Regions from separate parts of the Homo sapiens genome. Here all the other regions are linked to region 3. The links are chromatin contacts, found by Hi-C or POLR2A ChIA-PET in ENCODE. All regions are on one chromosome and are shown on one strand. Each heading gives the region's core, a stretch centred on a gene start or an enhancer-like site at or near the end of the contact. The rest is flanking DNA. Distances are from core to core; before and after follow the strand shown.

Region 1 (3,374 bases), core at 810-3,309, 300 kb after region 3:
GCTTGGTACGTGCTAGGTATATCAATATTAGCTGTAATCATGCAGTCATCTTTCTGGTCATCCCTATACCAGGGTCTCTCAAACTTGAATGTGTATATGAATTGTGTGGGGATGATGCAAAAATGCAGATTCTGATTTTGTAGGGTAGATGGGGCCTGAGACTCTGCATTTCTGACCACTTCCTAGACTATGTCAAGACTGCTAGCCCTTAGTCCACACTTTGAATCGCAAGGCTGGTGTAGCTATGTCTTTCTTTATATATGAGATTTTGTTTGCAGGTGGCACCTAACCTAGTAGAAAATAGTAGAATCGTCACCTCCCAAAATATAGGTGTAATACTTCTATTAACATAGCCCAACATTGTATTACTTTGGGGGGAAAAGCATTATCTAGGCTTTCCACGTAACTTTTGTTCTCTGGCTTCTATGTCTGACATGGAAAAATTGCTCTGCAGTTTGCATATATCTTGATGGATCTGAAAGAAGGTGTGGGTCACTAAGGAGAGATGCTTTACCTCTGGACTTCCCTCTGCTTCTACAGCTGGGATGTATCATGGACCTAAGTCCAGAGTTGAATCAGTAAATGGAATCCCAAAGAGTTCCCTAGAGCAGGGATCCCCAAACCCTGGGCCAAGGGTGGGTACAGGTCTGTGGCCTATTAGGAACTGGGCAGCACTACAGGAGGTGAGCGTCTGAGCTCTGCCTCCTGTCAAAATCAGCAGTGGTATTAGATTCTCACAGAAGTGCAAACCCTATCGTGAACTGTGCATACAAGGGATCCAGGTTGTGTGCTCCTTATGGAAATCTATCAAATGCCTCATGATCTGAGGTGGAACAGTTTCATCCCGAAACCGTCTGCCGACCCCTCTCCCTTTGCCCCCATCCATGGAAAAATTGTCTTCCATAAAACCGGTCCCTGGTGCCAAAAAGGTTGGGGATCACTGCCCTAGTGCAGATGTCCTCAGGGCAGGTGTGGCTGATTTGGGTGGACAGCAAATGAAACGGGAATGGCTGGTGGCCTGGTACTGATGGGATTCCTTAATGTCCAGGCCACATTCATACATGGAAAGGAAAACTTACACCCTTCAGTATTTTGTTTATTGCTCAGTTCATTCAACTTACATATCTAATAGAGGAACCAGTATTTCTTAAAGATTTAAATGCTGATTTCAAGTTAACTTAAATAACTGGGACTGAGACTGCAAGTTTAGAATGACAGGTCACATACCCTAACAGCAGGTAACGGTAGTTATCAGCTTGTCTGCCCTTGCAAATAAGCCCATGCCAAAGCTATGCTGTTGAGGCTATAGCTTTAATCCATTGTTTTGCCATTGTTTCTGCATCTGACCCCACTGGGCTGAGATCTGTTCTTGGCTGAAATGAAGCAGCAGCTCAGCAGGGTGGCTAGAGCTCAGCCTCATGCCCAGGTAGGCTGGGTTGAAATCCCAGTGCTGCCACTTGTTAGCTACTTGTTCAAGTTTCTTTTCTTTTCTTTTCTTCTGCTTTTTTTTTTTTTTTTTTTTTTTTGACAGAGTCTTGCTCTGTTGCCCAGGTTGGAGAGCAGTGGTGTGATCTCGGTTCACTGCAACCTCCACCTCCTGGGTTCAAGAGAGTTCTTCCACCTCAGCTTCCCGATTAGCTGGGATTACCAGCGCCCGCCATCATGCCCGGCTAATTTTTGTATTTTTGGTAGAGATGGGGTTTCACCATGTTGGCCAGGCTGGTCTCAAACTCCTGACGTCAAGGGATCCACCTGCCTCAGCCTCCCAAAGTGCTGGGATTACAGGCGTGAGCCACCATGCCTGGCCTCATATTTCTTAACTACTGTCTGCCTCAGTTTCCTTGTTTGTAGAATGGGGAAGTAGCAACGTCTGCCTCATGGTTGTTGTGACGATTAAATGAGTTATAAACATGGGGCGCTTGGGAGGGCATCTGGCACATGGTCAGTGCGGCACACCATTTGGTCTTCCTATTTTGCTGTGACCTCACTGTGCCTAAAGGAAACCTAATGTCCTCTCCGACCCCAGCACTCAGATCTTCCTCGTTGCGCGGTGACTCTTGGTGAGCCTTGGGCCTGGCTGCTTCTCCCAAGATGGTTTAAACTCAAGCCCCTGTTCTTTAGACTAAGTTCCCCTTTTTAATACTATTTCTCATAGAACATTTCAGACAGACACGAAAGTAGAGAGAATACGGAAATGAGTTTCCTCGCGCCAGTCCCTCAGACGCAAGCACCAGTCGAGTTTCTTGACTTCCTTTTTAAGCATTAAACTTCACTGGTGGTGAAAAAGAGCTTTTTAAGCCCACGCCTTCCTCATGGGTTTTGTTTGGTTTTGCTTTTCTATAGCCCAGCATGCCCTGAGGTGCTGCACGGTGGAAGCTCTGGGCAGCTGGCACTTGCAGCCCACTCTAGTCAGCCTGGTCGGGGGCACCATTAAGACAGGGCTGTGCCTTGCTAGTTCCAACCTGTAATTAGTGGAGCCGCCCCGAGGGTTCATCCCTCCAGAGGTGGTGGCCCAAGTCTGGGTAGTTCACGCTCCCCTATAAAGGCAGCGGGCAAATGGATCATGTTGGAGGCCTTTGCTGAATGCTTTCTTTTCTTTTCTCTTCTCTTCTCTTCTCTTCTCTTCTCTTCTCTTCTCTTCTCTTCTCTTCTCTTCTCTTCTCTTCTCTCCTCTCCTCTCCTCTCCTCTCCTCTCCTCTCCTCTCCTCTCCTCTCCTCTCCTCTCCTCTCCTCTCTTTTCTCTTCTCTTTTTTTTCCTTTTCTCTTTTTGAGACAGGGTCTTGCTCTGTTGTTCAGGCTGGAGTGCAATGGCACCATCCCAGCTGACGGCAGCCTCCCATTCCTGAGCTCAAGCAATCCTCCTGCCTCAGCCTCCTGAGTAGCTGGGACTACAGTTGCATGCCACCATGCCAGGCTAATTTTTAAATTTTTTGTAGACAGGTCTTGCTATGATTCCCAGGCTGGTCTTGAACCCCTGGGCTCAAGTGATCCTCCTGCCTTGGCCTCCCAAAGTGCTGGGATTACAGGAATGAGCCACTGTGCCTGGCCCTGAACACTCTTTTGACCTTGATACTATAGGTGACCTCTCCTGCCAATCCAGCTTTCCCATTTTTGGAGGAGGCCCAACCTTTTCCAGAACTCTTGGGCTTAACCTCATCTCCCCATACTGATACTTTTGTGTTTGTTCAAATAATATTAGAACACATCAGATCCTCATGTAAGTCTGGCCTATGCCTGATGGAGGAAGAAAAAAATCCCCACATGTGTTCACACCCTCCTATATGTTAAAACCAACGAATGCTAAAGATGTTTAGAAACAGTCATCCTTCTTTTTCTTGAGATGGTCATCCTTCTTTTACATTACAAGTGTGTCT
Region 2 (3,354 bases), core at 567-3,066, 380 kb after region 3:
TTTTACAACCATCACCCTAGAGTAAGAACTGAGACTCCTCACTGTCCCCATCCCAGTCAAAACCTCCTCACCCCCTCGAAGTGATAACCACCATCTCAACTTTTATAGTAACCCTTTCTGCTTTTTTTAATTTCAGGAGTTGTGATGGTTAATTTTATGTCAGCTTAACCGGGCCATGGGATGCCCGGATGTCTGCTTAAACATTATTTCTGGGTATGTCTGCTAGGATAGATTAGCATTGGAGTTGATGCCCTGAGTGTGACAGACGGTCTTCCCCCATGTGAACGGGCATCTTCCAACTCACTGAAGGCCTGTTCGGAACAAAAAAGGCAGAGGACCGTTGGATTTGCCTCCTCTCTGATCGCCAAGCTGGAGCCTGGATCTCCTGCTCTTAGCATTCTTGGTTCCCAGGCCTGCAGACCTGGACTAGAGTCTACACTGTCAGCTCGCTGGCTCTCAGGCCTTCAAACTGCACCACCGGCCTTCCTGGGTCTCCAGCTTGCAGATGGCAGATGCTGGGACTTCTCAGCCGCCATAATTCTAGGAGCTCATCGCTTATACTAAATCTCATTATATGCAAATATATAGACATATACTATATGTCCATATCCATATCTATCTCTGCTCTTGGTTCTTTTTCTCCGGAGAACCCTAGTACAGGAGTTTTGCCATCTAAGCAAGCATGCTTCAGCCCTCTGGTTGAGTCCGACCTGCCCTTGGCCTTCAGGAAATGGAACCACACAGGCTGCATCCGTCTGTGTCTGGCTTCTTTCATGCAGTCTCTTGTGAGGTTCATCCACTTCCTTGTGTCCAAGCATAGCTTGTTTCATAACTGCCTCATGTTCCACATAAGAATACCCCAAGTCCCTTCTCTGTTTTATGGTTCGCAGACACTTGGGTTGTTTCCAGCTGGGGGACAGTATCAGGAGCTGTTCCTGCTGTGCAGTTGTGGTACATGTCTTTTGGTGAGCATGCTTGCCTATCTGTCTATAGGGTATATTCCTAAGGGCGGCATTGCTGGGTACTTACAGGACAGTTTACGTTCAGCTTTGAGGAATGGTGCCAAATGGTTTTCTTAAGTGGTTGTACCATTTATACTCTAACAAGCAGGGAACGTCATTTCTCTTTTCTTTTCCTCCCAGCCTCCTTCCATTTTCCTTTCTTATACTTATTTATCCAACCCACATTACTCACAGTCTCTATAGCCTTGTGTGTCTACTGGTGAATTAAAAGGTCACTAGTGGTGTCCTCTGGGAGTCCTCTTCTCACTCCCCCAGTTCAGTAGGCAGATGGGTGGGGAGTCCCCCACGCCATCTGGGTCCTGAAAAGGTGGGAGATGGGATCTGGGAGGAGCAGGTTATTCAATCTCTCCCCCTGGAAAGCGACGTGGCGCGGGCCTTACTGGGGAAGGGCCTCTCCCCCCAGACCGAGAGAGGCGCAGTTAGGCCCGTTCTCGGAAGCCATGGCCGATCCTGCTCCTGGGGGCGCTGATACTGGCTATTTGCAGCGCCCTCTCTTGTGAAACCCTGCGGATTCCGCTTGCGGGAAGTGGAGGGCGGTGGCCTCCGCCTTTTGGGGCTTCTGGGCTGAGGGAAGAGGATGGAGGGGCAGAAAGGGAGTGAGGTCCCAAACCCCAAGTGGAGGTCGCCCGGGGACCCCCCATCAAAACACTTGCTGGGGAGAGGTTATAGAGGCAGCAAAGCTCTTTCCAGCATGATTTCAAATCCCGTCTAAGGGCTTTCAGAAGCCTGGAGAAAGTTTCGGTTTCCCAGCTGTTTCAGCTTTTTCCGCCCGCACCGCGGCGATGCGTTCGGAGCCGCCGAGGCGGCAGCGCCATCTGCTGTCTACTTTTTAAATTGCAGGATCAGATCCTCTCGGTCTCTCCAGACCTGCCCCGTGGAAAGGGAATAAGATTAAACCAGTAAAAATAGCTTAGATCACCTGAGGTCAGGAATTCGAGACCAGCCTGGCCAACATGGCGAAACCCCGTCTCTACTAAAAAAAGTACAAAAATTAGCCGGGCGTGGTGGCGGGCGCCTGTAATCCCAGCTACTCAGGAGGCTGAGACAGGAGAATCGCTTGAACCCAGGAGGCGGAGTTTGCAGTGAGCCTATATCACGCCACTGCACTCCAGGCTGGGAGACAAGAACGAGACTCTGTCTCAAAAAGAAAAAAATAGTTTAAAGGCCAGGAGCGGTGGCTCATAGCTGTAATCCCATCACTTTGGGAGGCCGAGGTGAGTGGATCACAATGTCAGGAGTTCGAGACCAGCCTGGCCAACATGGTAAAACCCCTGTCTCTACTAAAAATACAAAAATTAGCCAGGCGTGGTGGCGGGCGCCTGTAATCTCAGCTGCTTGGGAGGCTGAGGCAGGAGAATCAGTTGAACCCAGGAGGCAGAAGTTGCAGTGAGCCAAGATCGTGCCACCGCACTCCAGCCTGGCCACAGAGCAAGACTCCATCTAAAAAAAAAAAAATTTAAAATGCCGACAGCCACTGTTATGCAAAGTTCAAGGGCCTCTCTCACACTTAGCTGGGGGAGGAGTGAATACAGCCTTTCTGAAGAAAGAAAAATTAAGTAATAGCAAAATCATTAAGTGTTTATGATTCATAAATACAGTTTTTGTCAACTAAAAAAATAAAATATGTAGAAGTCAAAAAAGTGTCTATGATTCAGAAATGCCACCGTTAGAAGTTGCCATAAGAGTGCACACAAAAAGGACATATGGGTCAAAGTGTTTGCAGCAGTGTTGTCCCAAATAAGGACATTTTGCAACATTGTGGGGTGGTTAAAATAACTATAGAATATGCATTAGAATACAATGAAACCATTAAACATAATGTGGAAGAATATTGTATATTATAGGGAAATGCTCATAATATATAGTGACAATTTAAAAAGCAGATTACAAAACAATATGCCAAGACATGATTTCTGCCCAAGTCTGCCCTGATGGGTGAGCTAACCAAGGTTGCTGCACTGTGAGGGCATAGGGGCTGCCCCTCAGCCCCCACCCCAGCCACTGGGCTCCTCAGGAAAGGACACGTGAGTGTTTACTGCACATCCTACAGATGAGGAGCTCACAAGGACCCTGGATGGGGGAGTCCTCTGAGGTTGCTGGAGCTGCTGCAGCCATCTTGTCACTGCCAGGGGAGAGCTCTCTCTGAGAGCGAAGGCACAGTGGAGGAAAGCAGAACTAAGAAGAGACAGAGAAAGCGAAAGTGGGAGAGAGAGAGAGATATGAGGTGACAAGTGTGGGTCCTTGGATCCTGCTTGGTGTAAAGCTAGCCTGCTCCTGGACTTTACAGATAATAAATTCCTTCCTCATCAGATTAACCTGGGTTTTTGTGGCT
Region 3 (3,731 bases), core at 445-2,944:
ATATTGCCCAGGCTGGTCTTAAACTCCTGAACTCCTGGCTGGGGCTGGGCTGTGGAGCCTGGAAAGTGTGATGGAGGGATGAGCGGGGCTGTCCCCTCCAAGACCCAGCTCCTTTCTGGAGGACTGGCTGTGTCTGCAGGGGCACACTCTTACCTCTGTGCTGACTGAGACCCTTCCAGTTGACTCTGAACCCACTGAGGGGCCACGGGTGCTTGTTAGACGCAACAAACTGGGTCCAGAAGCCTGATGTGGACTTTGAGACTCTTGGTTGCGAGTGACAGAAGCTCAAACTGGCTGAAGCTGAAAGGGGCATTGCTTGTCCCATGTGGTTAAATATCTAGAGGTTGCGTAAGCTTCAGGCACAGCTGGCTCCTGTGACCCCAGGAGGTGTTGCCAGGCCCCTGTCTTGTGCCAGTTCTCCATGTTGGTGTCAGTTTCAGGTGGGCTCTCTCCTTGTGGTGGCTCGGGTGTCTGCTGACAGTGTCAGGTCACCGACAAAAGAGAACGCCTCTTTCCCTGGGTCAGCAGAAGTCCAAAGAGAGCCTTCACTTCCCAGGCCTGTGGCATTAGGGCTTGAGAGGGACTTTGCTGATTGGCCACACTGGGGTCATGTGGCCCATGAACCAGGGTACTGAGGGTCGGGAGAAGGGACATTGCACAGCAGAAGCATGAAATACCCTCCTCCCATGTGGACACCTTCCCCACAGGGGAGTCCCCTCTTCTTTAAAATGGGGCTGCTCACCCTGCTCTACCACTGGGGTGGTCGTGAGGTGAGAGTAAGTAAGGGACCCCCTGGGACTGCAGTCTCCTCAGGAAGAGGGGACGTGATACCTCTGCTCTTGGTGGCTTTGGAGTTCAGACAGGACCCATGCGGTGTGGGTGAGGGAGTGACAGGGAGGCAGGGCTTGCCTTGAGCTAAGGGAGGACTCAGGGCCAGAAAAAGTGCCCAGTGATGGAGGAGACTGCCCTGAGAGGTGGTGAGCCCCCCCGTCATGGAGGTGTGCAAGCTAACAGCAGGGTCATTCAATCCGGGAGCCCTGGATTGGATGTGTCTCAGACATGGCAGAAGGATTCCTTTATCCAGGGCCTTGTGGGGAGGCCCTCCCTGTTGCCAACTGAGTCGAGGGCTGGTGGAAGAACTGGTGATTGGACAGGAGGCCTTGAAAACTTCCCGGGCAGGGGGTGCCTCTGGGTCTGGCTTTGGCGGGGTGGCTCCTAGGGAGGAGCTGGCCTGGGGACATGCCACTGGTGGTGGGTTCCTGGGCCCCCTCTGGAGATGTGATCAGTGAGTTCATTCCCCCCAGGCCTCACGGTGCCCGGCTTGTTCCAGGAGCTGGCCAAGGTCCCTGGATGGGCTGAAGTCCTTGTGCCCATGTTGTCCACTGTCCACCTGCGCCTGCCTGCCGTTGCCCAGAAAGTGGCCTAATGAGTTCCTTGAGAGGCGTGTTTACCAGGCCTGTGTTCCCACGGGCCCTTGGGACTCTCTCAGCTGGTTCCTCCCTTTCCTCGTGGTGGCCCAGCCTGGCTTTGTGTGCCTGGAGCGGGTGTGTCCACACACTCTCACACTTGCACTTTCATGCACGTGTCTGGCCGCCTCAGCTCTGGTCTGGGGGCTTTGCCTGGGAGATGGAGCAGTTGTGGGGAGTGGCCTCAGCCCTCTGGTGTTTGGAGCTTCTCAGCCTGGCTGTCCTGGTGCACTGGTGTTTGGCAGCAGGCCAGGGGTCAGGTGGGTTTGCTGTTTGTGTGCTGTGGCATCTGGCTCAGTCCCCCGGGATGTCAGTGGGCAAGCCTGGGCTGAGGAGCCCTGGTTTGGGAGCTGGCAGACCTGGGTTTGCATCCCAGCCTATCTGTCCACCAGCTCCAGCAGTGTGATCTTAGGCAACCACTCTGCCTCTCTGGGCTCAGTTCTGCATCTGTGAGACGGTGGTGCCACCTTGGCCTTTGCCGGTTGTGAAGATGAGAGTGAATGTGTGTGCAGGTGCCGGGGGTGACAGGAACTGCTGCTGTTATTACTGCAAAGGGCTATTTTGGGGTGGGGGGTGCTGAATTGAATGTATCTCAGGCAGGGACCTTATCTTGTTTGGCAACCCCCACAGCACAGGGTTGGATGTATATGGTTAGCACACAGTAAATGCCTCTTGTGGAATACAGACTGATTAGTTTAGATTTAGAGGTTGTAAACTAGTGGGCTGCAAATATTGAAAAATTTGAAATCAGCTGCCAACATTTAAAAATCATCATTTCACGTAGAAATCAGATTTGTAGCCTGTCTGAGCACTTTGGGCACTTTGACAGCTCTTGGCCACATCCCTGAAGGGTTGCCCCTCGTTGAACAGGTGCCAAGGCCTGTAGACACCTGCCCAGGCACTGAAGGGGATGGGGCCCCCAGCAAATGACCCCTTCCTCCTTCCCCAAATATGTGGTTTTACCATTTTGTTCCTGGTGTGTGGTGATGGAATAGGAACTTCCAGAGGAAATAGAGCCTGAGGTGGCTCCTGGAATTGAGGTGGCCCCAGGGATCTCATACTAGCAGGTGCTGGTTGGGGACTTGGGGACCCTGGATATCCTGCTTTTTGCCTTTGGGGGCTGGGGGCTCACCTGGCCATCTTCCCTCCGCTGGACCAGCTGTCCTTTGAAGCTTCTGCTGGCGGCTGGCCATTTGTGCCCTGTGACTGCTCTGAGCTGTCCCGTGTCTCACAGCCTCCCTGCCCTCTGCCTCTGGCCCTGTCCTGGTTCCAATCTGAGGCAGGCCTGGAGGACACTGGGGGCGTGGACTCTTGGTCCAGGGTTGCCCCCTTCATGCAAGGTTCCTGCTGGGAATATGGCAGCTGTCCCCAAGTCCCCATTGCTGTGTGAGGGATTGCACAATTTTGGTAATTTTCCTACCTTTGGAGACTGATGGGGATCCCTGGGGAGAGAGAGCCCAGACTAGCACACAGGAGATATAAGGGCTGGCAGGCGTAGGTGTGATTCACAAGCCTTTTTGGAATCAATGAATATGCTAAGGAATGAATGGTGCTGGGGAAAGAAGGAACCCATATGGGCTGAGCATGGCAAGTGTGGGGTCAGCTCACAGTGTTGTCACAAAGGGGCCACTGTGTCCCTCTCTGAGACTCAGCTCCCTTTTCTGTGAAGCACGGCTTGCAGACATCTGAAATTTGTATCAGTGGGCTATTTAAAAAAATAAACAAGATTTTTGCTGGGTACAGTGCCTGAAAGCTTAACACTTCGGAGGCTGAGGAGGGTAGATTGCTTGAGCTTAGGAGTTCAAGACTAGCCTGGGCAACATGGCAAAACCCCATCTCTACAAAAAATACATGGCCTACTGCAGCCTAAGTCTCCCCAGGCTCAGGTAATTCTCCCACCTTAGCCTCCTGCATAGCTGAGGTCCCAGCTACGCAGGAGTCTGAGGTGGGAGGATTGCCTGAGCCCTGGGAGGTTGAGGCTGCAGCGGGCTATGATCACACCACTTCACTCCAGCCTGGGTGACAGAGTGAGACCCCATCTCAAAAAAAAAAAAAAAAAGAGAGAAAGAAAATGCAGTTTTATGTGGAGCTTACTGTAACACAGATGCAGGGGGCTACCCTGGCTGAAGCAGGCATGGGGGCCTGAGCCTATGCCCCCCCACCTTCCCTTCCCATTGGGGGCCTGATGCATGTCCCCAAATCTCAGGGCTCCTAGGATCACAGCTTGGAACCCTCTGTGCCTGGAGGCATGAGACTCACTGGAAA

Evidence for each region. Hi-C counts contacts between places; a loop is a spot of excess contacts on that map. ChIA-PET counts read pairs that join two places held with the same protein, here RNA polymerase II (POLR2A). Pooled maps may share reads with other maps.
Region 1: a loop to region 3 is called in a pooled map, with 7 times the contacts of the local background. The contact joins two enhancer-like sites. A Hi-C loop is called at or near these places in 1 of 168 maps with a recorded cell type or tissue (vagina), 1 of 37 single-sample maps with no recorded cell type and 4 of 50 pooled maps. POLR2A ChIA-PET finds 5 or more read pairs at or near these places in 1 of 52 experiments (activated B cell).
Region 2: a loop to region 3 is called in a pooled map, with 4 times the contacts of the local background. The contact joins two enhancer-like sites. A Hi-C loop is called at or near these places in 1 of 37 single-sample maps with no recorded cell type and 8 of 50 pooled maps. POLR2A ChIA-PET finds 5 or more read pairs at or near these places in 7 of 52 experiments (B cell, CD4-positive, alpha-beta T cell, CD4-positive, alpha-beta memory T cell and 3 more).

Annotation. Positions count from the first base shown.
Region 1 is chr16:50,587,097-50,590,470 of GRCh38, forward strand. The region is part of intron 3 of NKD1 (NKD inhibitor of Wnt signaling pathway 1); the gene reads left to right. Among named protein-coding and RNA genes, the nearest start is that of NKD1-AS1, 25 kb to the right of the region's middle. RefSeq lists an enhancer at 1,011-1,596. Within about 2 kb of position 2,060, at least 9 of the 41 ENCODE cell types and tissues checked have a DNase peak (open chromatin) inside an H3K27ac peak, as active enhancers do.
Region 2 is chr16:50,663,720-50,667,073 of GRCh38, forward strand. It overlaps a transcript of SNX20 not described here. Among named protein-coding and RNA genes, the nearest start is that of SNX20, 16 kb to the right of the region's middle. RefSeq lists enhancers at 1,497-1,998, 3,063-3,354 and a silencer at 1,834-1,923. Within about 2 kb of position 1,817, at least 21 of the 41 ENCODE cell types and tissues checked have a DNase peak (open chromatin) inside an H3K27ac peak, as active enhancers do.
Region 3 is chr16:50,282,922-50,286,652 of GRCh38, forward strand. All of the region lies in intron 1 of ADCY7 (adenylate cyclase 7), which reads left to right. Among named protein-coding and RNA genes, the nearest start is that of MIR6771, 7.8 kb to the right of the region's middle. RefSeq lists an enhancer at 1,013-1,514. Within about 2 kb of position 1,695, at least 7 of the 41 ENCODE cell types and tissues checked have a DNase peak (open chromatin) inside an H3K27ac peak, as active enhancers do.